6 separate regions of the Homo sapiens genome follow, and regions 2, 3, 4, 5 and 6 are each linked to region 1. Evidence: chromatin loops called from intact Hi-C (ENCODE). Cell type or tissue: CD4-positive, alpha-beta T cell. All regions are shown on one strand. Links, peaks and the distances in the headings refer to the core of each region. The heading gives the core; the rest is flanking DNA. Region 1 overlaps ADGRG5 (adhesion G protein-coupled receptor G5). Region 2 overlaps ADGRG1 (adhesion G protein-coupled receptor G1). Region 3 overlaps KATNB1 (katanin regulatory subunit B1). Region 4 overlaps USB1 (U6 snRNA biogenesis phosphodiesterase 1). Region 5 overlaps CNGB1 (cyclic nucleotide gated channel subunit beta 1). Region 6 overlaps DRC7 (dynein regulatory complex subunit 7).

Evidence for each region. A loop is a pair of places that touch in the nucleus more often than their neighbours do. Peaks named below come from ENCODE experiments on the same cell type or tissue, not always from the same donor. Only the 100,000 strongest peaks of a DNase experiment are listed, where the experiment ranks them.
Region 2: it touches region 1 in a loop (10-fold over the local background); 41 of 110 quality-filtered maps call a loop at or near these places.
Region 3: it touches region 1 in a loop (6-fold over the local background); 9 of 110 quality-filtered maps call a loop at or near these places.
Region 4: it touches region 1 in a loop (6-fold over the local background); 56 of 110 quality-filtered maps call a loop at or near these places.
Region 5: it touches region 1 in a loop (22-fold over the local background); 12 of 110 quality-filtered maps call a loop at or near these places.
Region 6: it touches region 1 in a loop (2.9-fold over the local background); 54 of 110 quality-filtered maps call a loop at or near these places.

Annotation. Positions count from the first base shown.
Region 1 is chr16:57,574,814-57,579,727 of GRCh38, reverse strand. It overlaps ADGRG5 (adhesion G protein-coupled receptor G5), which reads right to left. Exons shown (of 12, transcript NM_001304376.3): 11 at 4,636-4,913; 12 at 2,539-4,290. The coding sequence ends at 4,190. The region is part of intron 1 of LOC105371291 (a long non-coding RNA gene); the gene reads left to right. Among named protein-coding and RNA genes, the nearest start is that of ADGRG5, 35 kb to the right of the region's middle. RefSeq lists a silencer at 3,224-3,293 and an enhancer at 4,340-4,509. In CD4-positive, alpha-beta T cell, for the core only: CTCF peaks have their summits at 2,962 and 3,164 (motif pointing left); DNase peaks (open chromatin) are centred at 1,855 and 3,157; H3K27ac peaks cover 1,576 bases.
Region 2 is chr16:57,646,824-57,650,823 of GRCh38, reverse strand. It overlaps ADGRG1 (adhesion G protein-coupled receptor G1), which reads right to left. Exons shown (of 14, transcript NM_201525.4): 2 at 473-571. The coding sequence starts at 536. Among named protein-coding and RNA genes, the nearest start is that of ADGRG3, 19 kb to the left of the region's middle. In CD4-positive, alpha-beta T cell, for the core only: CTCF peaks have their summits at 1,402 and 1,602 (motif pointing right); DNase peaks (open chromatin) are centred at 1,623 and 2,423.
Region 3 is chr16:57,755,372-57,760,251 of GRCh38, reverse strand. KATNB1 (katanin regulatory subunit B1) reads right to left here. Exons shown (of 20, transcript NM_005886.3): 16 at 4,758-4,880; 17 at 4,335-4,411; 18 at 4,186-4,260; 19 at 3,780-3,896; 20 at 3,008-3,438. The coding sequence ends at 3,306. It overlaps KIFC3 (kinesin family member C3), which reads left to right. Exons shown (of 20, transcript NM_001130100.2): 18 at 416-524; 19 at 1,099-1,127; 20 at 1,343-2,035. The coding sequence ends at 1,103. Among named protein-coding and RNA genes, the nearest start is that of MIR6772, 15 kb to the left of the region's middle. RefSeq lists a silencer at 2,793-2,942 and enhancers at 2,741-3,035, 2,624-3,263. In CD4-positive, alpha-beta T cell, for the core only: CTCF peaks have their summits at 2,692 and 2,895 (motif pointing left); a DNase peak (open chromatin) is centred at 2,861.
Region 4 is chr16:58,003,908-58,008,739 of GRCh38, reverse strand. The region is part of intron 2 of USB1 (U6 snRNA biogenesis phosphodiesterase 1); the gene reads right to left. Among named protein-coding and RNA genes, the nearest start is that of USB1, 4.9 kb to the right of the region's middle. In CD4-positive, alpha-beta T cell, for the core only: CTCF peaks have their summits at 3,056 and 3,284 (motif pointing right); no DNase peak of the experiment used is centred there.
Region 5 is chr16:57,897,561-57,901,560 of GRCh38, reverse strand. It overlaps CNGB1 (cyclic nucleotide gated channel subunit beta 1), which reads left to right. Exons shown (of 33, transcript NM_001297.5): 28 at 1-33; 29 at 126-209; 30 at 3,647-3,765. Among named protein-coding and RNA genes, the nearest start is that of CNGB1, 72 kb to the left of the region's middle. In CD4-positive, alpha-beta T cell, for the core only: a CTCF peak has its summit at 1,665 (motif pointing left); a DNase peak (open chromatin) is centred at 1,650.
Region 6 is chr16:57,718,076-57,723,045 of GRCh38, reverse strand. It overlaps DRC7 (dynein regulatory complex subunit 7), which reads right to left. Exons shown (of 19, transcript NM_001289162.2): 9 at 4,571-4,699; 10 at 1,307-1,379; 11 at 205-333; 12 at 1-44. Among named protein-coding and RNA genes, the nearest start is that of KATNB1, 15 kb to the left of the region's middle. In CD4-positive, alpha-beta T cell, for the core only: no CTCF peak of the experiment used is centred there; a DNase peak (open chromatin) is centred at 2,605.

The DNA.
Region 1 (4,914 bases), core at 915-4,914:
CGTCTCACTCTGGGCATCCTCCTGGCCTAACCAAGGGAAGCTTACCTCCATATTGAGTTTGCTTCTCTCTTGCCAGTAGCAGGGGGCACCCCAACCCAGGACCACCTCAGCCCCCTCAGAGAGTTTTATCTCAGAGGTGGTTCAACTTCCCATCTTCCCCACCCCTAGCTCTTCCAAAGTTCACTATCAAGAAATGGAAAAATTGCTATAAGACTGGCTTTGGAACCAGCCCTCCCCTCCAGGCAACCTGCCAGTTCATGCCAGCTCTCTGACACTCTCCCACGCCCCCAGCTCCAGCGCCCCTGGGTTCATTCTCCAGCTCCCTCTGCTGAAACCCAGGCTCTTGGCCACTCTACTCCCTCACCCTCCTCAATTTTTCTTCTCAGCACTTGTCGCCACCTGTCATATCTTATGTCTATTTGTTAAACTGTTTAGTGTGAGACATTCCTCCCCCACAAGAATGTGATGACTTGTTCATTTATATATCCTCAGCAACTAGTACAGTGCCTGGAATATAACAAGTGTTTAACAATTACATGATGGGTGAATGAATGAGCCAATGAGACACAGCACCTGTCTCCAAAATGCCCTCGGTCTGGCAGCTGAGACAGATGGGGACAGTCATAATACAAAGAAATAACGTCTGTCATGGGGGAAGGGCGGGAGTGGTGGGGCTGAAAGGAGGCCCCACCCTAGATTTGAAGTCTGCATTGAGGGGAATGAGGATGTGCAAGGCTGAGATTTGAAGGATGTGTCGCCATCACTCCACAAATGAGACACACAGGGAGAGCCTTCCAGACAGAGAACAGCCCAGAGATGAGAAAGAACCTGTTCAGGGAACCGAAAGCTGTTCAGTGTGGCAGCACCGAGGAGGAGGGGGAAGGAGTGGTAAGACACGGCTGGAGAGGGGGACACAAGCCGGACCGTGGGCCTTTCAAGTTCCACTGGGGAGTGTGGCAATGAAGAGGGGGTGCTGTGGAAGGGCTTCCGCAGGGGTGGACACGGGCAGGCTGCAGGATGGAAAACACCCTCTGGCTTCTGGGTGAATTTGGAATTGGGAGTGGGGAGGCAGGGAGGTCCATGGCGCCTCTACAGGGGATGGGGGCTAGGTCTGCGCCAGGGCTGACAGCAGGGGTGGGGACACCCAAGGCAGACCCCTTGGGATTTCTGGTGGTGGCTTTGGCTGGCAATAGGAACACCTCAAGCTGAGTGGGCTGTGAATGAGGGGGACTCATCCAGTGGGCAGAGGGGCTTCCCCCTCAGCACAGCCTGGGTGGATTTAGAGAGTGAAGAGTCCACACCCCGGACTCCTGAGCCAATGCTCTTCTCATTAGAGCTTCCAGGTTTAGCAAAATCAAAATACATCAATAATAGGATACCCTGCTACATGTGAATCCAGGTAAACAATGAATAATGTTTTAGTACGTCTCCCAAATTGGGCATCTGATATTTTATCTGGCAACCCTATTTTCAATAGCCCCCCCATACACACACATGCACACACCCTTTTCTGAAATAACACTAACAAAACCACACACAGAAATCTCCTAATCTGTGGTCCTGTTGACATTTACATGGCATCCGTTCACCAAGTGCCTGCTCTGAGTCCCTGGCCCTGAACAACAGCCCCCAGACTCCACCCCATTCCATCCTCCTGCTAAGTCTGGAAGCTCCCAAGAGCTGGCCCCAGGGCCCCATCTGGGCTCTGCTGGGAGAGAGAGGAAGGGGGAAGAGGGGCCCTGCCTGGCTCCACACTATCTCCCTCAGTCCCTCCCCCACACCCAGTGAGACATTTCCAGGAAGTGGTCCCTGCCCAGGGCCTGGACCCCAGTGGGGCTCAGGGCCACAAGCTTGGGGCTGCTTCCTGGAACTGCCAGTCTCCTCCCGTGTCGCTGTGGCCACATCCTCCCTCGGGCAAGCCCTGGGCTTGGTGGGGTCTGAGAGGCTGGGTCCTGGGCTGGGGGGCTCTATGCAGACCCAGCCACAGCAGGAGCCTGTGTCCCCACTCCCTGGGGCTGCCCAAGAGAAGGGCTAAAGGTTCCCATAATTCCTCGGGACCCTCATTAGCAAGGGGACCCCCTGCCCCAAGGCCTGGAGAGCCTGGGCTTAACCATGGGAGCTTGGATGGGTGCTCACATCACCCAGATGGTGGCAGGGGTGGGGAGAATCTGCCTGGAGTTAGCGTGGGAAAGAGGCCTTCTCTAGGCACCGCTGGGGCAATTTTGTAGATGTGATAAATGACCACCAGGAATTTCTATAGACCGGAAGATTGGGGAACTGGGAGGTCGGGGGACATGTGGCATGGCCTGGAGGCTGCACTGTGTGGGGACTATTCCTAGAACAGCAGAAAGTCAGCGAGGTGGGAGTAGAGACCCGTCTGGGGAAAGAAACTGAGGCATGGTGAGATGTGCCTAAGAAGGGGTTGTGCCTACAAGGTTGAGCAGAGCTGGGCCTGGGGCTTAGACAGGCTGGCCTCTGAAACTCAGTTAACACTGTTAACAATAATAGCAAAAATACTAATGATAATACCAGTAACCATTTACTGAGCACTTACTCTGTGCCAAGTCTCTTTATTTGAATTCTTTTACTTAGTCTTCAAAATAGGTACCACTATGGCCTCTATTTTACAAATAGGAAAACTGAGGCACACAGAGGCTGAGTGGTTTGTCCACAGTCTCACAGCTAGCAAGTGGCAGAGCTGGCATTGGAGCCCAGGCAGCCTGGCTCCAGAGCCTACGCCACTCACTGCCTGGTGAAGGAGTTATTTGCATCTAGAAATGTACAGAAGAGCAGAAGATGTCCCAGGAGAACTTTTCCCCAGGGGAAATCCTGCTCCTATTTTCTGCCTGTGACCTTCGAGGTCATCAAAACGGCCCAGTGGCCTGGGGCAGGGCCCTGAGCACCCACCACCTGAGCACCCTGCTCTGGTGCCAGCTATGTCTGGGGTGCAGCCCCCAAGAGCGAAAGTGCACCGCCGCATTGGGAAAAGAGACAAATGGCCGTGTAAGCGTGTCTTGCCTTTCCTCCTGGAGGAAATGGGTCACTCAGTAGGCGCAGTCCTGCAGTTACGGCCCCTCCAGCTGGTGCATGGGGTCTGCAAACAGGTGTTTGAGCGATTCTAGATGCAGTCTTGGCGCCAAGGGCCTCTGAGTGTGGACCAACGGTGCCGCCTAGTGTTCGTTCTGGGAAACGCACTGGCTTCATGAGCACTGTCTCATGAAGGTCTGGGGTAAGGGTGATTCTCTGAAACTATGGCCTGAGCTTCGAATTTAAAACCCACACTCTCACGCCTACCTGGGCAAATTCAATCTTGCCCAATCACCAAACAGCCAGGACACTGGGATCCAGCTGATTCAGCTGGAGGAGAAAGAAGCGTTTTCCTCTGCCCCCAAGAAAACTGCGGGATGGGCTACTGGTCCAGATGGTCTATGGAAGTCTTGGGAGCACCGCAGGAGGAGCCTCTGGGAACGGCGGAACCTCCCAATCTTTGGGAAGGGTGGGCTTGGACTTGGAGTCATCATAATTTAGGGAGTTAAAGGAAAAGAGGCCTCAGGCATAGGCCAGTAAAGTCTCAGAGCCTGGGTAGGTCCCACCCGCCCCAAGCCAGGATGCCATCTGGCCCTCCCCTGGAGGAAGGTGGCAGGGCCAAGCAGGTGCTTCCAGGGCAGCCTGAATGAGATCCTGCCCCTAGCAAGCAGGTGGAGGCCGCGGGAATTCCCACCCCACGCTGACACTCTTCCCCCTGGTCTTATGCAATTTTTACTAAGCTCCTGGGTTAGGCTGAAACAAAGCCGCTTGCCCCCATGTCACAGCTGTGGATACCTAGGGTCTGTGAGAAGTGGCAGGCCCAAGGTCATACAGACAGACTCAAAGACAGTCCTTGAAACTTGGCTTCCTGATGCCCAGGCTGGTGCTCTGCCCACATCCCTGGCGAGCTGGGCCCAGGTACCAGGACAAAGTTTGCTGCCCCAGGTAAGGTTGGATCTGCCCCGGAGCAAAATGTCAGGGAGAGGTAGAGCAATGCCTTCCCCTCAGTGCCTGGAGAGGCCGTGGAAGTGGAAAAGGCCCCTTGGCGGTCACAGTGGCCTCTGGGGTCCAGCAGCAGGCCTGCCACCCTCTCTAGCAGGAGCCGTAGCCTCAGGCTACTGGCGGCCAGAGAGGCTGAGGATTCCAGGCCAGGAGGCCCGGACTACTGTGTTGTTTGGGAGGAGCTGAAGGCCTCTATCTGTGCCTTGGCCTCTGCTTCTGAGCGGCACCGCTGGGAGCAGAACCACAGGAAAAGGAAGAAACCTGCAAGAGAAAGGCGGGAGTTCCACGGGGCAGCATGGGCTTCCCCAAAGGCCAGGGTCTCCTTGGCTGCAGCGAGCTGGCCTCCCTGGGGCCCATGGGCAACTCCCAGAATCTCTTACTGTAGGAGGCCAGAGGGGCAGAGCCTCAGAGCTGGAAGAGCTGCTGTGGCCAGTCCATAGGGTACCTTCATGCAGATGTAGCCCCCACCAGCTTAGCTAGTGGAGCTGTGGGCTGGATGTTAGTCCCCCACTCGCCCCCTTCACCTGAACCCCTTTAGCAGTGAACATCCCACCAGCCATACACCCCCTGCCAGGTAGCTTCCTCCAGGCCGCCCTCCAGCCCTACCGTAGAGCGAGTTTAAGATGGTGAAGAGGAACAGCTGGGGCAGCAGGAAGACGCCAAAAGAAAAGAAGGCCAAGGCCCAGGTGGTTCCCAGCAGCACGGTGAGGCCCAGCACAGTGACAGTGTCATGGCAGGCCCTGACACTTGGTGCATCCGCCCGCTCCCGCAGCCTGCGCAGGGTCCACAGCGCCCAGGCCAGCACCACCAGGTTGAAGAGGGACGTGAGGCCGCCGTAGCCCATGACCAGGACACTGTGCACCACGGGGCTCCGCACCCAGCATC
Region 2 (4,000 bases), core at 1-4,000, 72 kb before region 1:
GGCAGGAGAATGGCGTGAACCCGGGAGGCGGAGCTTGCAGTGAGCCGAGATCCCGCCACTGCACTCCAGCCTGGGCGACAGAGCAAGACTCCGTCTCAAAAAAAAAAAAAAAAAGAGGAAACTGAAAACGAATAGTAATTTCAAGGGGAAAACATATTTTTAACAGCAATGAAGTATTTAATGAGGCCATGGCTGACATAGACGGTTGTGCAGGTGGTACACTGCACAAGAATGCTCTGGCTGCAGAGGTGAGTGGGGCCAGTACCCCATCCATATTCCATACCCTAAGCTGTGCACTGCAGGGCTGCACCTGCCAGAAGGAAGGAGTGTCTTTTGCTTTTCTCCAAGGTACCCTCCACTAGCCGAGCTGTAACTGCCTAAAGGAGTTAGCATGTGTGCTGGCAGCCACCCTAGGCACAGGGGCATTTTAACGTAAGTTCCAACAGCCCAGGGCACCCCTGGGAAGACCTGCCTTGGACCAGGAAGAGCAGACTCAGCAGGAACAGTGTCGTCTGCAGCAGCGACTGGGGAGTCATTTTCCTCCGACGGAGTCACTCTTGGAAGTCACCACCTGGAAGAGACCAGGAGTGTTAGCTGGGAGTGTGGACTGTGTGGTGGTTGGGCTGGCCCTGCAGAAGAGGAGGCCAGTGTGGCATGGATGTGGGAGGTGAGGTGGGGAAGCAAGTGTGGAAAAAGCCCATGGACCTCCCCAGAGCGGCCAGAGGCCGCTCCCCAAGAGGCAGTGAGGCCAGGCGTGGTGACTTATGTCTGTAATCCCAGCGCTTTGGGAGGCTGAGAAAGGAGGATCGCTTGAGCACAGGAATTCAGACCAGCCTGGGCAACACAGTGAGACCCTATCTCTACAATAAATAAACAAAATTAGCCAGGCATGGCGGTGTATGCCTGTGGTCCCAGCTACTAGGGAGGCTGAGGTGGAAGGATCACTTGAGCCCAGGAGGTCGAGGCTGCAGTGAGCTATAACTGCGCCACTGCACTCCAGCCTGGGTGACAGAGTGAGACCCTGCTTTAAAAAAAAAAAGGCGGGGGAGTGGCTGTCCAGAGTCCAGCTGAGTTCCAGTCTCAGTTCCACCTTTTGCCCGCTGCAGGACCTTGTGTAAGTCACTCAAAATCGGGCTAATCGTAGTACCTCCCTCCTGAACCCAGAGTGACGGGATTATCTTATCTAGAATCTGGCATGAGGGTTCTACCTGGAACCGTCACCACCTTGCCCCTCCAGGCCCGGAGGGAACACAGAAAAAAGGGGGCTCCCAGAGTTCTCCCCAGCTACCTCCCTATCATCATTCCTGAGACCTAGCTCAGAGGACACCTCCTCCAGGAAGCCCTCCTCAACTCCCTCCAGAGTCAGTCCCAGCCTCCTTTGGTTCACACCACTGGCCAAAGCCCCTCCCCACCCCCAGTAGCCTCCTCCAGGTAGTGGGAGACGTGCATTCCCTCCTCCTTGGTCAGCCAGGGAGCACCTGATCCATCTCTGTGGGCAGGCCCTGGCTGTACAGAGGTTGCTGGATAAAGGCTGTGGGGATGGACAGTGAAGGAACTAAAGGATCAATGCATCCGCGACGCCCTCTACAGGAGCCAGAGGGGAAGGGCGCTTCCTATCATGACCGCCAGGGGGAGCCAGTACCCAGGGTCCAGAGCATCTGGAACAGCAAAGGGACCACGGTTTCTGCTGGGGACAAGGACTCGGTATTGCCCCGCCCTGGCAAGGATGGAGCAAATCTGACCCCCTAAGCTCTCTATTAGCTGAGCGGCTACTATCTGCCAGCCTCTGTGTTGACCCATCCCACCCCTGCATCTGCATTGATTCCCACTCCAACCCTCTGAAGTGGGCACTGCTGTTGACCCATTGCACAGATGGAGAACCTGAGGCCCATGGAGTTAAATGACTTGCCCAAAAATGCTCCCGAGGCCAGGGGCTTTCCCTGCCTGGTCAGGACTATAGTGCCTGGCAGGGAACCTGTGGCCCTGGCACTTGTAGACTTGCCAGAAGGCTTGGCCCTCCCTATGGCCAGCCGGCCCTGTGGCAGAGCTGGGTGCTCACAGACACAGACAGAACCTCATCCTGCGTGGCGCGGCAGCTGGCCACAGTGACAGAGGCAGTCATCGGCCACAAGCCGGAGAACACACGTGGAGTCTGAGTTTAAGAGAAACCAAGGAGGACTTTCAGGAAGAGGTGGCTTTTGAACCAAATCATTGAGAGCAGCATTAAAAGAAGGGGTGTCCCAGGCAGGAGCTCAATGTCTCCTTCCTGGGCCAGTCCTCCCTCAAATAAACCTGGCCCCTTCGACTGAGAGCCAGTTCCCTGCGTCCCACCATGTGGAATGGAACCCCAATTTCTCAGGCCTTGTCAGTTCAGTCGTAGGTCAAATAGGCACATCATCTTGCCCTGGTGGCATCACAGAGCCCTTTGAGAAGAAGGATGTGAAAGTGTTTTAGGGAAGGGCACCATTTCCCAGGTTGTGATTTGTAAGCATTTTGATTCCTTTTGAAACTGCCTCCTGCCACCTCTGACCACTGGAAGGAAACCCAACATCCGGGGACAGGGACATGTCCCTTCCGGACCCCCTCTTTCCTTCTGTTTCCTGTCAGTCTCTGTTGCTGTCCCCCTCTGATTGTCAGTTCAAATGCCACTTCCTCCAAGCAGCCCCTCACTGCTACCACCACTCCCTACCTGTAAACTCGAAGCTGACAAATCATTTGGAGAATTTGGATCCAAGGCCCAAAGAGGGCCAGTGACCTCCTGAGGTCACATAGCAAGCAAGGAAGGAACTGGCCAGAATCCATGCATCTCCCTGGCTTACTGACCTTCAAAGTGAGCCTTCACTGTCAGTAGGCATGGCTGAAGGACAAAGCAGAACCACCGTGTCACTTCAGCCCTCCTGGATTGGCCCTTGAGAGTAAAGGAGGGGAGTACAGGTAGAGAGCTCCCCATCATTGGAAGGAAACAAGTGAAGCGACAACATGGGGTTCCACGGAAGAAATCCAGACACACACAAGGGACCAACTGTCCCTGCCACTTCCTGAGTCATCCCCACTCCACCTCAGCTGTTTGAACAACTACTCCAAGGTGGACAGCCCTGGCTCCATTAACATGCTTGAGGCTTGAGGGGAGGGGCTGGCTGGCTTCCTTTAACCCATGGGGTAGACTCTAGAGCCAGACTGCCTGGGTTCAAATCCTGACTCCCTCACTAGCTGTGTGTCCTTGGGCTAGTTACTCACCTTCTCTGGGCCTCGCTTTCCTCACTAGTAAAGAAGAATAAAGAAGTCAACCTCACTCAAAGGTCATTGTGAGAATTAAATGAATTGATACCTGTAAACGGCTTAGAGGCAGGTGCCATCAGTCTCAGCTAAGTATCTCTGTACTTTCTAAACAGCTCATGCCTGCCCCTAACTCAGCCCCCTGGGCCTGTCACAGGCCCCTCCTCCCTGTTTCCCCCTCTTCCCGTACGGCCCCCAGCAACCAGCTCACCCACCAGAGCACCTTGAGGGGAAATTCTTAGAGCATGAAGCTTCCTTTCCGGGAGAGTGCAATGGAAGGTTAAACCCCACCCAGAAAACTTCCCTCCTCCAGAAGCCCGTTGGGACAGGAGAGCTGGGCTGGGGACAAGAAAGTTGCCACACAGATTGGGCAGGGGGACACTGTCACGCTTGTCCACTTAGCGCCCCTCCTTCATCCCTGCCTATGCCACCCCTCCAGGTCTGCCCCACGCACACACACCTGCCACCTGCCCACCCACCCACCCAGGCGCCAGGGATGTAGCATGAGTCTCCGCACAGACCCCTGGGACCTGACCTGTCTCTGCCTCTGGAGCCGCAGATCCCCAGCGCTACAGGGCCTCAGCCATCAGGCGCTCAGTACCAACCACGGCCCCACAGGCAAGGGCCCTGCCTCTGCTCACACAGAGCCAGAGGGAGTGGCTGAGCAGGGGGCATTCTAGCAACACCCCCGCAATGATAATGTTAGTGGTGACATCCACGTTAT
Region 3 (4,880 bases), core at 881-4,880, 180 kb before region 1:
TGGCCCTGGGTCAGAGACTTTGGGTCATGGCAGGAGCAGGGAGCTGGGCGGGGACGTCCTGAAGCAGTGGGGGCAGGGAAGCTGCCGGAGTTGGGTGGAGCTACGGCTGGAACCCACAGCCAGCAGCCTCTTCAGTACAGGTATTTCTTCTTGGCCTCGGAGGTTCCTGTGGGGTGACGAGCTGGCCGTGGGGGTGGCACATAGTAGATGCTCAGTGGTAACTAGTTGACTTCTTTACATGAATTATCTCATTTAATTCTTGCCATAACTGAGGCTGGGGCACAAACATCATGCCCATTTTGCAGATGAGGAAACTGGGTGTTAGGAGGCAGGGCAGGGGAGTAGAGAGAAGCACAGCAGGGTGGGGAGCCAGGGCAGCCGTGGCCCCCGCCCATCCGCCCTTCCCTGCTCACAGTGGGAGCCGGCTTGTCAGACGCCACAGCCCTCGGCACGGGCCCACTCAGCCCCCAGCTCTGGGACCAGTAGCCGCCCTGGATCCATCCGGAGGAAGCTGCAGCCCTCGGGTGAGCCTGGAGTGGCAGTGTGGGTGGGGAGTCTCCCCAGGGTAATAGTCACCAGGCTGCCCTTACCTGGATGGGCTTTCTCTTTTCTTTCCTTTTTAAAAAGTTCTTACACCTTCTCCAGAACCTGTTTTACAACCTCCCCTGCCCCCAGGCAGTAGTCAGGGCAGACAGTGCTGTGTCCGTTCTGCAGGTGGGAAATGGAAGGTCTGTGGGAAGGGGGCAGTGTAAGGAGACCCCAGCCTCTCAGCCGGGGGTGCTGACTCTACCCTGGGACCCTGCTCTCTGAGCATGGGCTGGCTGAGCCTGTGCAGTAAGCCCCCTCCAGAGCAGCCCCTGCAGCCCCCTCCCTGTGCCTCAGCTGCCCCGGGGGTAGAAAGGGCCGGGCTTGCCTACCTCCTAGGTGAGGAGTGAGCCCCGCCACAGGACCGGGACCCAGGGCTCCAGCCCCTGTTTAGCCCAGATCATGGGAGGGCCTGGCCCATCCTTGAGTCCAAAGGGGTAGCAGCAGCAGGGTCTTGTGGGGTACTGGCCCAAGGCAAGCCCACCAGTGAGACGCCTGTCACTTTGATTTCAGCCTGACGGCTGGGGCTGCAGAGTCTCTAGGTGAGTGTGGGGCCTGTGGCCCAGGGCTGCCCGCCTGCCTGCCCGCAGTGGGTTGCAGGGCTGCGCTGGGACGTTCTGCTGTTCAGAGCTGGGTCTAGCCCCTGCTGTCGCTTGTCTATGTGCTTTTGCTGGGTTCCCTCCTGCTCTCGGTGGCAACTGCTGTGGGCTGCCGGTGGGCAAGTGGACAAGAGGCTGATGATCTCATGCCCCTGCAGGGAAGTCGCGGCCACTGCCTGTGTGACGGATGTGACCCCGCTGGGCCTGAAGCTGGGCCCTCACTGGCCTGTCCCTGCTGCAGCGCCAGGACCCCCGGAGGTAGAGGCGAGAGTGGAGGCTCTTCTTCTGCCCCGTCTCCCCTCAAAGATGAGAAACATGTTCAGAAGGAAACGGTGTCTCTCGGCTGTGGCTCTGAGTGCAAATTGCATGGGCGGAAAGGCGGGGGTGGCTGCTCTTCCTGGCAGGCCTGGGCCATCAGCGAACTGGGCCCCGTGAGGAGGGCGGGAGTGTGGAGGAGGGTGGGCCTCTCACCCAGGCTTTCTCGGCCCCTCTCCTCAGCTTGCAGAGCTGGCCAGCCCCCTCCTTAGGGGGTGGGCGAGGAGCCTCTGGGCAGACCCAAGAACCATGGGGACTGGGGTGGGTTGGTGGCACCAATGGCAGCCCTCCCCGCCCCTCTCCTTCAAGGAGGGTTCCCGCAGCTGGGGGGTGTGCGGAGGCGCATGGCCTCCCGCCACGGGGCCGTGCTGTGTTTATGGCTGGCAGAGGCAGCCAGCGGGTGGGGGATTCTGCTGCTCGCTCACCTGCCTGGCTCGCTGGTCTCTCGAATTTTCTTCCCTCTGAAATCCTATTTAAGAACTTTTGGAAGCTTAGCCATTTTTACTTATTAAAATAAAAGAAGCCTTTTTACACAAGTATGGTCTGAAAAAGTTGGTCTGTGAGCCCCTCTTGGTCTGATTAGGGGGACGGGGCACTGGCAGGTCTTGTGGACTCCCCCGCTGGCTGGTCACCCCACAGCCCTCTGGGATCTGTCCTCTAGGTCAGTTAGGGACATGCGTCCTTAACAAACAACTGGGGGGAGCCTGCGCTGTCCCACCCTGGGTCACTTTCTCTGTTGTTTGTGGTCACAGTCGCCTCATGCGGTACCTACCATGTGCCCACGATAACTGACCTCCCAACAGGGGCATTCCTCCATGTTACTGATGGGAAGGAAACTAAGGCTGGAGAGAGCTTCAAAGGCTATCAAAGCCTTGCCCAAACCATGCTGGGCTTCCAGGTTACTGCTGGGCACCACCCACTGCCCACTCTTTGCCCTGGCCTTTTCCCTCTTCAGTGAACTGGCCAGAGGTCCACGCCACCTTCCTCCAGTGCCGAGGACCCTGACCACCCCGGGGCGGGGCTGTACCTGGTCCCTGCCTTGGGAGCAGGAGGGGGCCCACCTGTCGCAGTGCCCACGGAGCAGGGAGCCCTTTCCCGCCAGCCAGTGCTGGGGACTCCAGCAGGGAGTGACAGCTGATCGGAGCCCTGCTCAGAGGAAGGGGCAGGTGCCCTTCTAGTCCTGCCCCTGGAGGCATCCTGGGGGTGTCCATAAGACAGCTTGAGTGTAGCTGAGGTGGGGAGGAACGGGCTGGTGGGGGCCACCCCTAACCTCAACACCCAGTGGTGGAAGGGTGGTTGCCGCCTCCCCTTCCTTCCCAGTCTGCACTGGCTGAACTGGTGCTGTCCCAGAGGCCTGATTCTCTGCTGCCCCCTGCTGGCCACATGGCCCAGAGCCCCACCCCCGGGCTTGGAGGGGGTGTGGCCTCATCTCAAACCATGGGGCAGGCACTCCTGGGCCCGGGGAGCCCTGTGGCCAGCAGAAAACATTCCCCACAAGGAAACCTGGGAATAGTTACAAATTTAATAAAATTTGCCTTATAAATTACAGCAGCAGCCCCAGGGCTCAGTTCGCTGCCCCAAGAAGCAACAGTTGGGCAAAGCTGGGCAGCTATTGCTGGAGAGAGTTGTCTCAAGAGTTCAGGGCTGTAGAGGTGGCCAGGGACCAGCATCACCTCCTCCAGGACGGCCACAGGACAGCAGCAGGGGCCAGGCAGAGGCTCATGGGCCAGTGGGTGCACAAGGAACAGGAGTGGGGGCTGAGGCCAGGCCCTGTGGGCTGCCGAGCGCCCCTGCCCACTGCTTTCCTCAGTCCAGACTGGCCATGAGCAGGTGCAGCTCGCGGAAGGTACTGCCATGGCGGCCGCTCAGGCCTGACTTGCTCTTGACCAGGCCGCTGATGCTCTTAAGCTGCTTGTAGCAGAGCCGGCACTTATGCAGCCTGTAGAGAGGGCAGTGCCTGAGGGGCTAGCTGGCACCACCACCACCCACACCCAACCCCAGGGCCTTTGCTGTCCTAACTGCTCCAGCCCTTCCTCCCAAGGGAAGGCGGAGGCCCAGAGGGGAACCACCCAGGCCCTGCCAGGGATTGTGGGCACAGCCAGGCCATGGAGGAACCCAGCTCTGGCTAAGCCCACCCACACCCTGAGCCATGGCCCCAGACCAACGCCTCCTCTGTACTCTGTCCCAGCAGGACTGTCAGTAAGAGGGGCCCAGGCCTCCAGGCCTTTGTCCCCTCACCTGTTGTGGCACCCCTGCCCCCAACACATGCGCTGCCCTCACCTCTCCTCCCTGCTGATATCCACACCCACAGAGGGTGGGGCCGCCAGCATGTCTGTGATGAGGGGCAGAAACCGCTGCAGGATCAGCTTCAGGGAGGTGCAGCCCGTCTGGACGTAGCTTTAGGGGGAGATGGATGAAGTCACAGATGGACCAAGGGCCACAGACAGAAAGAGAAACAGCAAGGAACAAAGGAGGAGAGGGGCAGAAACAGACACAGACACACCCACACATACACCCACACACGCCTGTTTCCACTCCCACCTCCGGACTGTTGAGGGGCAGCAATGCTTCACAGCCAGCTCACAGGAACACCCAGGCTCTTGGGGGTCCTTCCCATGGTTCTGGAGGAGGCTTCTTACCTCTCCCCTCCCCCTGCTTCAGGCAGGCATGGCTTCCCCACACGCACCTCTCATACTTGCTCTGCAGAAGCTTCTCAATCTGTGGCAGGACGGTGGTGCACAGGTCCAGCTTCCACAGGGAGCTAGGAGAGGCCAGGACATGCTGCCATCAGCCCAGCCCTGCCCCTCCGCCCACTCCCCCTCTGCAGCCACTTACGCTTTCTGGTTGACGATGTTCAGGAGGTCCACCACCACCGACAGGTCGTTGATGGCCACAGCGGAGTCCACCGACGTCTGTGCAAACAGAGCACCGTCAGGGGTGGGGCAGTGGGGGACAGTGTGGCCCTGTGAGGGTGAGGGTGGGGGTACGAACGTGAATGTGGGTGTGCTGATGGGGCTGTGGGTATTCAGCACTGCACCTAACGCAATGAGTGTAAGGCCAGGCATGTAAACAGATGCTCACTAAACGGCAGTCTGTGATGATGATGATGATGGCGGAAACAGATGGTGTGACGTCAGGGATGGCCTATCCCACACTGTCCCCCATGGGTGGCCTCTTCTTGTTCTGCCCCAAGCCCGGGCAGGCAGGTGGCAGGGGCAGGGGGGCGAGATGAGGCCCTGTGCAAGGGTGGGCACTTGCCTTGATGTCGCCCATGGTCCACACAGCCCGCACAGTGTCCAGGTTCTTGTGGCGGCTGGTGAGCACCACACACATGGTGTCGTGGCCTTTGCGGATCTGTGACATGGCATCCTCGTCCACCAG
Region 4 (4,832 bases), core at 833-4,832, 430 kb before region 1:
GGCTCACGCCTGTAATTCCAGCACTTTGGGAGGCAGAGGCAGGTGGATCACTGGAGGTCAGGAGTTCGAGACCAGCCTGACCAATATGGTGACACCCCGTCTCTACTAAAAATACAAAAATAACTGGGCACGGTGGTGCGTGCCTATAGTCCTAGCTACTTGGGAGGCTGAGACAGGAGAACCACTTGAACCTGGGAGGCGGAAGTTGCAGTGAGCTGAGATTGCGCCACTGTACTCCAGCCTGGGTGACGGATCGAGGCTCCCTCACAAAAAAAAAAAAAAAAAAGAAAAAGAAAAAGATCTAAAGTCAATCATCTGAGTTTCATCTTAGGAAAGTAGAAAAACAACAGCAAATTTAATCCAAAGTAAGCAGAAGTAAAGAAATAATTAAAATTAGAGCAGAAATCAATAAAATTGAAGACAAGAAATCAATAAAGAAAATCAATAAAACCAAAAGCTGGTTGTTTGAAAAGATCAGTAAATCAACAAGTTTCTAGCCAGGCTAACTAAGAAAAATAGAGAGGGCACACAAATTACTAAAATCAGGAATGAAAGATGGGACATCATTACAGATCCCATGGATAATAAAAGGATAATCAAAGAATACCATGAATAACTTTATGTCCACAAATTTGATAACCTAGATGAACTGGAACAATTCCTTGAAAGACCCGATCTGCTAAAACTCACAAAAGAAGAAATAATCTAAATAGGCCTAAATCTATTAAACAAATTGAATTATTATTATTTTTTTTTTGAGACAGAGTCTCACTCTTTTGCCCAGGATGGAGTACGGTGGTGCAATCTTGGTTCACTGCAATCTCCGCCTCCCAGGTTCAAGCGATTCTCCTGCCTCAGTCTCCCGAGTAGCTGGGATTACAGGCACCCGCCACCAAGCATGGCTAATTTTTTTGTATTTTTTTAGTAAAGACAGGGTTTCACCATGTTGCCCAGGCTGGTCTCAAACTCAGGCAATCTGCCCGTGTTGGCCTCCCAAAGTGCTGGATGATAGGCGTAAGCCACTGCACCCAGCCTGAATAAATAAATAATTACCTTCCGGCTGGGCTCTGTGGCTCACACCTGTCATCCCAGCACTTTGGGAGGCCAAGGTGGGTGGTTCACCGGAGGTCAGGAGTTTGAGAACAGCCTGGCCAACATGGCGAAACTGTGTCTTTACTAAAAATACAAAAATTAGCCAGGCGTGGTGGTAGGTGCCTGTAATCCCAGCTACTCATGAGGCTGAGGCAGGAGAATAGCTTGAACCTGGGAGGCAGAGGTTGCAGTGAGCCGAGATCATGCCAGTGTGCTCCATCCTGGGCAACAGAGTGAGACTCTGTCTCCGAAAAACAAACAAACAAACAAACAAACAAAAATTACCTTCCAAAACAGAAGGCACCAGGCCCAGATGGGTTCGGTTCACTAGAGAATCCCACCAAACATTTAAGGAAAAAATTAAACCAATTATCTATAATCTTTCAGAAGACAAAAGCAGAGAGAATACTTCCTGACTTATTCCATGAGGCCAGCATTATCCTCATACCAATACCAGAAAAAGACATTACAAGAAAACTACAGACCCATATCTCTCATGGACAGAGATGCAAGATTTTCAAGAAAATATTAGCAAATTGAATACAACAACATATAAAGAGAATAATGCTCCACAACTAAATGGGATTTATCCCAGGTATTCAAAGCAGGCTCAACATTCAAAAATCAATTAATGTAATCCATCCAATCAATAGGCTAAAGGAGAAAAATCAAATGATCCTATCAATAAATACAGAAAAAGTATTTGACAAAATCCAATACCCATTCAAGATAAAAACTCTCAGAAAACTAGGAATAGAGGGGAACTTTGTTAACTTGATAGAGAATGTCTAAAAATACCTATAGCTAACTGATAGGAAACTCCAAAGCTTTCCCATTAAGATCAGGAACAAGGTAATGATGCCTCCTCTCACTATTGCTTTTCAACTCATACTGGAAGTCCTAGCTAATGCAATAAGGCAAGAAAAGGAAATAAAAGGTATACAGATTAGCAAAGAAGAAATAAGCCTGTTTTTCTTTTTTTTTTCCCCAAGACAGAGTCTTGCTCTGTTGCCCAGGCTGGAGTGCAGTGGTGCACTCTCCGCTCACTGCAACCTCCACCTCCCGGGTTCAAGCAATTCTCCTGCCTCAGCCTTCTAAGTAGCTGGGATTACAGGCATGTGCCACCATGCCCAGCTAATTTTTGTATTTTTAGTAGAGATGGGGGTTTCGCCATGTTGGCCAGGCTGGTCTTGAACTCCTGACCTTGTGATCTGCCCGCCTTGGCCTCCCAAAGTGCTGGGATTACAGGTGTGAGCCACTGTGTCCGTTTTTTTTTTTTGTTTTTTTTTTTTTTTGAAACGAGGTTTTGCTCTTGTTGACCAGGACGGAGTGCAATGGTGCAATCTTGGCTCACTGCAACCATTGCCTCCTGGGTTCAAGTGATTCTCCTACCTCAGCCTCCCAAGTAGCTGGGACTACAGGCATGTCCCACCACGGCTGGCTAATTTTGTATTTTTAGTAGAAATGGGGTTTCTCCATGTTGGTCAGGCTGGTCTTGAACTCCCAACCTCAGGTAATCTGTCCACCTTGACCTCCCAAAGTGCTGGGATTACAGGTGTGAGCCACCACACCCAGCGTGTTTTTCTTCATAGATGACATAATTGTCTACGGAGAAAATCCAAAAGAACTACCAAAAAAAATTTCCTGGAAGTAATAAATGATATAGCAAGGTTGCAGTGTACAAAGTTAACATACAAAAGTCAACTTCTGTATATTTGCTTTCCTATACACCAGCAACGAACAAGTAGGATTTGAAATTAAAGATACAGGGTTTACCTTAGCACCCCCAGCAAAATGAAATACTTAAGTATAAATCTAACAAAATAAGTATAAGATCTATATGAGGAAAACTATAAAACTCTGATGAAAGAAATCAAAGAAGAACTAAGTAAGTGGAGAGATGTTGTGGGTGGCAAGCCATCCAGGTGCCGAGGCAAGAGACCGAGGGCACGAGTTGTTCCAGTATAATAAAATATATAAAACAACAAGAGTTATACTAGATCTAGATCATAGACATGATTATATATGAATATTATTAATCATTAGTTTGTAGCAATTACTCTTTATTCCAATATATAATAATCCTCGCTCTATAATCATAACCTAGGAAAAACCAGGCCATACAGAGATAGGAGCTGAGGGGACATAGTGAGAAGTGACCAGAAGACAAGAGTGCGAGCCCTCTGTCATGCCCGGACAGGGCCACCAGAGGGCTCCTTGGTCTAGCAGTAATGCCAGCGTCTGGGAAGATGCCCATTGCCAAGTGGACCGTGGTCTAACGGTAGCGTCAGTGCCAAGGGAAAACACCCGCTACTTAGCAGACCGGGAAAGGGAGTCTCCCTTTCCCCAGGGGAGTTTAGAGAAGACTCTGCTCCTCCACCTCTTGTGGAGGGCCTAACATCAGTTAGGCCCGCCCGCAGTTATCTGGAGGCCTAACCATCTCCCTGTGATGCTGTGCTTCAGTGGTCATGCTCCTAGTCTGCCTTCACACCTGTACACCTGGCTCTGCCTTTTAGCTAGCAGTAGCAAAATTAGTGAAAGTACTAAAAGTCTCTGATATGCAGAAATAATGGTGTAAGCTGTCCTCTCTCTCTCCCTCTCTCTCTCTGCCTCAGCTGCCAGGCAGGCAAGGGCCCCCGTCCAAGTGGCGTGACTCACGTAACCTTGTCAATCATTGGAGATGGCTCACACTCCTTACCCTGACCCTTTGTCTTGTATCCAATAAATATCAGCGCAGCCTGGCATTCGAGGCCACTACCGGTCTCCGCGTCTTGGTAGTAGTGGTCCCCCGGGCCCAGCTGTCTTTTCTCTTATCTCTTTGTCTTGTGTCTTTATTTCTACAATCTCTCGTCTCCGCACACAGGGAGAAAACCCACCGACCCAGTGGGGCTGGACCCTACAAGATATTCTATGTTTATAGACAGAAAGATTCAATATTGTAAAGATGTCAGTTCTTCCCAATTTGATCTACAGATTCAATACAATCCCAGTCAAAATCTCAGCAAGTTATTTTGTGATACTGACAAACGGATTCTAAGGTGTACATGGAGAGGTAAAAAACCAAAACAGGCCAAGTGCTGTGGCTCATCCCTGTAATCCAAGCACTTTGGGAGGCTGAGGCCAGAGGATTGCTTGAGCCCAGGAATTCAAGACCAGCTTGGGCAATATAGTGAGACCCTATCTCTAAAAAAAACCAAAAAAAGCCCCCAAAAAACCCAGAATAGTCAACACACTACTGAAGGAGAAGAACAAAGTTGGAGGACTGAAACTACCCAACTTCGAGACTTAACTATGTAAAGTTACAGCAATCAAAACAGTTCACCAATGGTATTGGTGAACAAATAGATGAATGGAACAGAATTGAGAACCCAGAAATAGACCCACATCAATACAGTCAACCGATCTTTGGCAAAGGAGCAAAAGCAATACAATGTGAAAAAGAGAGTCTTTTCAACCAATGGTGCTGGAATAACTGGATATCCATATATAAGAAAAGGAATCTAGACACAGACCTTCCACCTTTCACAAAAATTAACTCAAAATGGACACAGAACTAAATGTAAAATGCAAAACTGTAAGATTCCTGAAAGATAACATAGGAGAAAAATGTAGATGATCTTGGGTTTGGTGACAACTTTTTAGATATGACACCAAAGGCAAGATCCATGAAAGAAATAATTGATAAGCTGGACTTCATTAAACTTAAAAACTTCTGCTCTGTGAAGGACAACGTCAAGAGA
Region 5 (4,000 bases), core at 1-4,000, 320 kb before region 1:
TACAACATCGTTAGCAAAGTCGCACTCTTTCAGGTACACCTTTTGGTGCCCTCACGCTCAGGGCTGTGGGAGGCTCCAAGCCCAATCTTCTCTAAAAAGTTCCTTTCCCTTCCTCACCGGGACAGGGCTGTGACCGGCAGATGATCTTTGACATGCTGAAGAGGCTTCGCTCTGTTGTCTACCTGCCCAACGACTATGTGTGCAAGAAGGTGAGCTGGCCTGGCAGCCACCACGGGATCTGGGGTTCACCATCCCCCTGGCTTTCAAGGAACTGAGCTGGAGGGGTGCCTGCCAGCCCAGGGCAGAGCGAGATTGTTGGGGAGGGAGAAGAGCGTCTGCGGCTTCATGCTGCAGTGACCTGACCAGACCCAAGAGCAGGAGCGGATTAGGAGGCTTTGCCGACTCTATGCAGTCAACACACATGTGCCTCGGGCTTTGCAAAGCATTTTCTCAGCTCCATTGACACAGGACCATGGGGGCCAGGACAAAGACCCCCCCCCCAACTCCACCTTACAGAAAGGGAAACTGTGGAGCCTGAAGAGAGGCAGGGCCTTGACTGTGTAGCTGGAACTGCTTCTGGGGTCTCCATCTTCCCATCAGGAAAATGGGGCAGGAGAAGGGATGGGCTTAGGTCAGAGGTTGCAAACTGGTGGCCTTTGGATAAGATCCAGCACACAGGTATTCTGTGGGTTTTTTTTTTTCTAATTTTTAAAAAATGTTGAATTGGTCCCCAACCTTTAAAAATTTGGAGATTTTGTATAAAAATTCAGATTTCTGGCTGAAAACAGAAAATCTGCCAGCGCTGGGTCCACTTTCCCAAATGGCAAGAGGCAGCTGGGGTGGAGGAAAGGTTGCCCCAAAGGGGGACATCGTGTCCCTTCCTGATGCCACAGCCCCCACCACTCCCCACTGCCCCACCCTAGAACCCCCTCCCTGCTCAGCTTCACCCTCTGATCCCAGAAAACATCTGGAGTTGAATCCTGGGGCCTGACAATGTCTAGAGCCCTTTCTGCTCCCTGTCCTTGGGGTTCAAGGTGAGACCAAGGTCACTTGGTGAGTGACGGGAGGGGTCAGGAACCCAGGTTTCAGTCCTCTTGCACAGAGCCGTTAATAAGTTAATAATAAACCGTTAATAAGCATACGGGGGGAAACATTACCCAAGCAGGCTCTGCAAGACTTGGGAACCCCCGTCCCCAAGAAAGTCCCTGTCTCCAGGTTATATGCTGTGCAGCAGTGAAATTTCTGGAAGCAGAGAGCCGGGGTGAAGAGGGGAAAAGTATGCTTCAGAGACCTGAGAATTTAAAGCTGCAACCTTAGGGGCAAAGAGGGGTTTGGGAGCAATAGAGTGGCCTGCCTGACACTGGAGCCCCTTCCTGGCTGTGCAGCCTTGGGCAAGTGGCTTGCCCTCTCTGAGTCCTGCTCATCTTATGGATAAAGTGGGGGATGTTGATAGTACCTCCCTCATGGGGTGGTTGTGAGGGCTGAATAAGATGTGCATACAGAGCTTAACATTGTTCCTGGCACACAGCAGCTGCCAGTACTGTTGCTGTTGTCTTCGTGGGTGATGCAGAGTTTGCTTTAAATGAGAAAAAGTGAATCTAGAGTCTGTGATTGCAAATTAAATTGAGCACTTGGTGAGCACGTGTGAAGGGCGCCCTCTGCTGTCTGGTTTTGCTCGGCAGCGATCTCTCTGAGACACCCCGGGGACTGGTTACTGAGGTGAGGGTCCCTTCACCCTTTCACTCTTGTCAAACTAAACAGAAACATGGAGGCAAACCTCTCTACCTTTTTGTTAAGGGGGTCATGCATGTGTGAAATGCACAGGAAATTTTTGTCAAATAAGTCAAAAGTGTGACAGTTACTGTCCTTGGTCACTCCCCCCACCCCTTATTTATTTATTTGTTTGTTTGTTTGTTTATTTGAGACCAAGTCCCACTCTCTCTCCCAGGGTGGAGTGCAGTGGCACTATCTCGGCTCACTGCAACCTCCGCCTCCTGGGTTCAAGCATTTCACCTACCTCAGCCTCCCAAGTAGCTGGGATTACAGGCATATGCCACCATGCCCGGCTCATTTTTTTATTTTTAGTCAAGACAGGGTTTTGCCATGTTGGCTAGGCTGGTCTCGAACTCCTGACCTCAGGTGATGTGCCCGCCTTGGCCTCCCAAAGTACTGGGATTACAGGCATGAGCCACTGCACCCGGCCCCCTTTTTAATTATTATTATTATTATTTTTTTTTTCTGTAGACCTCCTCTTCCCCTTTTAAACACATGTGACTCACAGGTAGCTGGCCAGGACAAGGGCCGGTGAAGGCATGAGGATTGGAAGGCGCATGGCAGACTAGGTGTTTCTAATTGCAGTCCAAAGCAAGCTATTCATTCATGCATGCATTCGGTTTAACTTGGGATTAAGGCCATTGTATTCATTCTCCAGGCTGCCGCGGGACACTGTGCAACTCCACCACAAGCTGGGTGGCTTCTCTCCTCAGCTTGTAGGTGGTCATCTAGTTTTTTTTGTGTCTCCTCACATCCTCTGGTCTCTATGCCTGTCTTTGTGTCCACATTTCCCTTTTGTTAGGACACCAGTCATATTGGATTAGGTCTAGAAGGACCTCATCTTTAGGAATTACATCTGCAATGACCCTATTCCCAAATAAGGTCACATTCTGAGATGCTGGGGATGAGGATTTCAATATATGAATTTGGGAGGGAGTACATAATTCAACCCATAACAACCATGAACTCTGGAACCAGACTGTCTGGGTTCAGATCCCAGCTCTTGGGCAAAGAGTGATCTCGACTCTGAGGGTTGTTGAGGATAAGTAGTACACTGCATAAAGCAATTTGGGGCTGGGCACAGTGGCTCATGCCTGTAATCCCAGCACTTTGGGAGGCTAAGGCAGGCAGATCACTTGAGGCCAGGAGTTCGAGACCAGCCTGGCCAACGTGGCAAAACCCTGTCTCTACTAAAAATACAAAAATTTGCCGGGCATGGTGGCACATGCTTGTAATCCCAGCTACTCGGGAGGCTGAAGCATGATGCCTGTAATCGCAGCTGTTTGGGAGGCTGAAGCACAAGAATTGCTTGAACCCAGGAGGCAGAGGTTGCAGTGAGCTAAGATCATGCCACTGCACTCCAGCCTGGGCGACAGAGCGAGACTCCATCTCAAAAAAAAAAAGGCAATTTGAATATTATCGTTATTGTTGTTCCCATTCCTGTTGCAGTTAGCAAATTCTTCCCGAGCCCCTGAGATGTGCCAGGTGTAGACATCATTTGATGGTGGGAGCTGCTATCTGATTTGCCCTGCCTCCATCAGTGAGTCTAACTGGAATTTGCAGAATTCCATTATACCTGCACCTCCCAGGTTAGCTGGCACTTCCCATTCCATGACATCACTAACTCCCCCACTGCAACCCTGTCAGTTATGGAGGGCATGGGGTAGTCACTCCTCCAAGTCTACAGATGGGGTGACTGAGGCCTGAGAGGGAAGTGACTGCCCCCACACGACACCCCAAGTTGTGGTGGCAGGGCTGGACCCCAGTGCCTAGGTTCCTCCTTGCCGGACCTCCAGCCTCTGGATCCAGCCCTGGCTGCTTCTCTGGTGACTTTGGGGGATGAACAGAGGGACTTGTCACTTCTTTGTTTCAGGGGGAGATCGGCCGTGAGATGTACATCATCCAGGCAGGGCAAGTGCAGGTCTTGGGCGGCCCTGATGGGAAATCTGTGCTGGTGACGCTGAAAGCTGGATCTGTGTTTGGAGAAATAAGGTCAGACGCAGCTGGGGTAAAGTGAGGGGCCTGGGGCAAGGGCTGGGAAAGAAGGCGGCCAGCGGGCAGTGCGAGTGTCTACGGCTTGGTAGATGCAGCACTGGCACCTGCTGATGTATGCGGGGATGGGGGCGGGGGAAGGTTCTCATCTGTGTGGGGCCACCACTGTCCTCCACACATGGGAAATGAAGATCTGAATGTGACCGAAACGGCAGTCTCTGAAGGGCCTCCTTCC
Region 6 (4,970 bases), core at 531-4,530, 140 kb before region 1:
TTCCCGGTTCTGGTACCACTCCTTTATCTCCAAAATATTGGTACCTGTGGGGCCGATGGACACTTGCCGCAGCCAGGCCAGCTCCCCTAGCCTTCAACCCCCCTTATTCCAGGCACACAGAGGCCAGCAATGACCCCAGAGAGAGTAGAAGCCGCCCCCGCCCCTGGGCTGGCCTGGACCCATGTCCAGAGCAATCCCCCTTACACTGCAAGTCCTCATAGGTGGTGAGGCGGCTCACAAGGCCATTGCTATTGAGGTACGGGGCCCACTTCTCCAGCTTTGCCCTCTTGTACTGAATCACCTTCTTCCCGTTCGGGCAGCGGGTCTCAAATGCTGTGGACACAGTCAGCTGTGGTCTCTTCTTGCTAGTTTGGGGGAAGGGAGGGCCAGCCCCGCCCAGCCATTCATCCATCCACTGCCCGTTCTCTGTGTACTGAACTCCTCCAGCCCCAAGCCTGATCCAGGGAGGCCGAGGAGAATAATCACCAGGGGTGGCTCCAGCCCTAGAGGGGTTCTCAGGCCAGGCAGAAGCACAGATCCACCCAAGAATGGGATTTGAGCCCCATCAGAGGGTCTGCCCTGCAGCCAACCACACTCTCACATTGCCAGGCCTTTGCTTGTACAGGTCTCTGCCAGAAACACCGTCATCCCCTCCTCCCCTTGTTGGACTGACTCCTTCAGATCCTTCCAAACTTCACCCAGGTGACCCCTAGCCTACTTCTGGTACCCCTTTCTGCTCACCCATCCCCAGGCCCTAGCCCCAGTGCTGGGCTGGGTGCGCCCCCCTCTGGGTTCCCATGACAGCCTCTCTGGCACTTCCCACCCTGTTGAAGTGGCCCATGCCCTCCCCATAGGTCTGGGTGCTCCCTAGGTGGGCACCAGCAGATATTGACATGGAGCATGACAGTCCCTGCCCTCCTGCCTTCTCTACCTGCCCCTCTCCGGTCCTGAGACCCCCCGCACCATCTGGGCACTGCCCATGGCCTCCTCTGGGTAGAAGAGTGTGAGAGGGGAATGGGCTGGGTTTCCAGGCCTTGCTGTCACCTACACGCCATCATCCCACACATGCTCACTGAACTGCATCGCCCCGTGTGCCAGACTGGTCGTCAGGCCCTCGGGGTCAGAGCTGAGTGCGTGTGGCAGGAAGGGGGGAGGGAGGGAGGGAGGGTGCAGCTGAAGGTGAGAAGGGTGGAAATGTGGGGCATGGCATTCCCTGCTGTGTCCCCCTGCCTCGCTGTTGCAGACCTCTCTGGAGGCCCAGGAACTGGATCTGGAGAGGATAAGTGAATACACAAATAGAAAATACCTTCCGGGGAGATCTCAATCTGCTCCACCCACGAGTGGGGCATGTCGAAGCTCTTATCCTCATCCTCCTTGCCCTGATGGGAGAGAAGGGGGTGGGGGAGGTGGTGCTGGTCAGGGTGTTGAAGCAGAAGTTATGGTCAAAGCTCTGTCTCTGCCTGCAGAGCCAAGCCAAGGTGGTCCGTTGGCTTCCGCAGGGGAACTGGAGGTCATGAGCACGACCCATGATGTGGAAAAGGAGGAGTCGACTCTGGGCAGGGAGCCCTTCCCTATACTTGCCTGGCTTAGGACAGCAGCACCCCCTGCCCTGGCTGCAGGCCCTTCGTGATTAGAGAGGTGTTTCTGGAGTCAGGGTACCCAAGCCCCACCCTCTCTCCAAGACCAGCTAAGGGGTCCTGGGCAAGTCCTTTAACTGCTCTAAGCCTTAGTTTTCTTAACTGTAAACTGGACCTTTTAGGAGGATTAAATGATATAATGTCTGTAAAGGCCTTGGGGCTCTGATTGGCTGACATTATTATTATTATTATCATTTGAGATGGAGTCTTGTTCTGTTGCCCAGGCTGGAGTGCAGTGAATCTTGGCTCACTGAAACCTCCGTCTCCCAGGTTCAAGTGATTCTCCTGCCTCAGCCTCCTGAGTAGCTGGGATTACAGGCATGCACCTACCACACCCAGTTGATTTTTGTATTTTTAGTAGAGACGGCCGGGGGAGGAGGGTGGTGTCTCACCGTGTTGCCCAGGCTGGTCTTGAACTCCTGACCTCAAATGATATGCCCACCTTGGCCTCCCATAGTGCTGGGATTACAGGCATGAGCCACCATGCCCGGCCTATTATTATTTCCTCTCTGAGCCTTAATTTCCCCATTTGTGAAATAAGGCCCGATCTAGATAAATGGTCCTCAAACTAGATAATCACAGAAACTTGGATAAGACTTTCTCGACTTAAAACCTTTTTTCCACAAACATTGCTCATACCTCTGACAACTGTTTATCTAATTGTGACATTTTGCAGGGGACAAAAATGAGTGAGCAGTCAGCAGTTAGTATTGTCAAAAATCTCTAAGATGGTCAGGTGGGTGGGCTGTCACCCGGGGTCTGGTTTTTCCTGGGGGTCCATGACTGGGTTCTGACTCTTTGGGCTGCCCTCTGTCCGTCTTTGCTGTAATGAGGGCTCTTGGGCCAGGGTGGACCAGGACTCTGTGACTGGAACTGTTTGATTATTAGCCATGTGGGTGCTCAGCCGGCTGCCTGCAGGGCTGGGCTCTCAGGCCCTGGCTGGTCCATGCCCCAAGGCCAGCAGGGGGCACCTATGCCTGGATTTACTGCACACAAGATGTCCCCAGTCTCTGGAGATGAGGATGCTGAGAACATTTAGCACCCTTTTGAGATGGTCTACACTGCTGTGCCAAGCACATCACATCAAGCAGCCCCAGGAGGTAGAACAGAGTTACCATTGAGAACCCAGACTGTGGAGCCAGACTGTGTAGGTTCAAATCCCAGCTCTGTCACTTACCAGCTGTATCGCTTTGGGTAAGTGACTTAACCTCTCTGTGTGTGAGTCTTCCCATCGGTAAAATGGGATAATATTAATCACAGGTGGTAATACCAGTGCCCACCTCACCAGGTGGCTGTGGGGATTTAAATGAGTTACTTCAGGTTAAGTAGATACAATGGATCCCAGTGCTTAGTAAGGACCATGTGAGTGCTACCTTTTGCTACGGGCTGAATGGCATCCCCCTAAAATTCATAGGTTGAAGTTTTAAGCCCTGAAAGTGACTGTATTTGTTTTATTTATTTTTCTTATTTTTTCTTTGTTGTTGTTGTTGTCTTGATCACTTACTGTTTGAATGATTGTTTTTAGAGACAGGGTCTTTAGAGAGGTGATTAAGGTAAAATGAGTTCATTAGAGTGGGCCCTAACCCAATATGACTGGTGTTGGTTGGGCATGGTGGCTCATGCCTGTAATACCAACACTTTGGGAGGCCAAGGCAAGGGGATCTCTTGAGCCCAGGAGTTCGAGACCAGCCTAGGTAACATAGCAAGACCATGTCTCTCTGAAAAACAAAAATTAGCTGGGTATGGTGGTGTGTGTCTGTAGTCCCAGCTACTCCAGAGGCCAAAGTGGAAGGATCATTTGAGCCCAGGAGTTCGAGGCTGCAGTGAGCTATGATCGTGCCACTGCACTCCAGCCTGGGCAACAGAGGAGACCCTGTCTCAAAAAAAAATAAAAAGAAAAATGACTGGTGTCCTTATAAGAACAGATTAGGACATAGATTTGTACAGAGGGAAGACAATGTGAAGACAGGGAGAAGACAGCCATCTACAAGCCGAGGACAGGGGGCTCAGAAGGAACCAACCCTGTCCACACCTTGATCTCAGACTTCCAGCCTCCAGAACTGTAAGAAAATTAATTTCTGTCATTTAAGCAACCGCATCTGTGGTGCTTTGTGATGCCAGACGAATGCACTTATTAGAATTACTATGAATACAACTATGATCCTTCTGCCTCCATTTCACATAAAGGCTGAAACTGAATTCAGAGAAGGGAGGCTGGTGATGTGGGTAAGGCCCTGGCCAACGACATTCAGAGGAACTGACAGAACAGACAAGAAAGGCCTGGCAGCATGTGGGGCTCATGATGGCTACTTGGGATAGAACTGAGAACAGCCAGCTCTGGGACTCCCAGGGGGTTGCAGAGCGGGGTGTTATGACCCCGCTCTGCAACTTTCTTTTTCTAAATTTATTTTTATTTTTATTTTTTGTGGTGGGGTGGGGTTGCGCAGGCTGGAATGCAGTGGCATGAACATGGCTCACTGCAGCTTCGGCCTCCCAGTCTCAAGTGATCCTCCTGCCTCAGCCTCCCAAGTAGCTGGGACAACAGGTGCATGCCACCACAGCCAGCTAATTTTTAAATTTTCTTGTAGAGACAGGGTCCCACTATGTTGCCCAGGCTGGCAAGGGACATGCTTTCCAAAGGAGCAGGGCAACTCCTGAACAAGGTGGACGATATGGGGGGCAGAAGACCTGACGTCAAGTCCTGTCCCTTCCGTAACCCACTGGGAGGTCCTGGGTAGGTTTCTGGCCTTTCTGGGCCTCAATGTGCCCATCTGTAAAATAAGGGAATTGCTCAAGCCTTCCTGCTTTGAGGAACCCATCACTGGTCTACTTGGGCCATCCCCCACTGCCACACATATGCTGCTGGGGACACTTGTCAGGCTCCCTGAAGCCTTCACACACATTCCCTGGGCTCTCGAGCTGCTGAGACTCACCAGATTTTCCACATCATCCTCATCGTTTATCCCACTGTCGTCTTCTTCAGTCAAGGACAGCTGAGACTTATCAGTCCCCAGGAGCATGTACTCCCATCTCACAGGGTCACCCAGGTCAAAGATCAAGTCCTGTTGGGGATGAGGGCAGTCAACTGAGTGTACCCCACAGCCACCACGTCCCCACCTGATCCATGGGGAGTTGGGAGATGGCTACTCCGGGGCAGAGAAGGGACCTGGGCCCAGGGCTTGGGGAAGCAGAACGTCAGTCCCAGGTGGCTCTGAGAGTCCATGCCCACACTCCTCATCCCAACAGGGAAACTGAGGCCCCGAGGGGGAGCAGAACTCCCTGCCCATCATTCAGCCTCCCTGTGAGGAAATCTCGTGTTGACCTCTGTGAAAG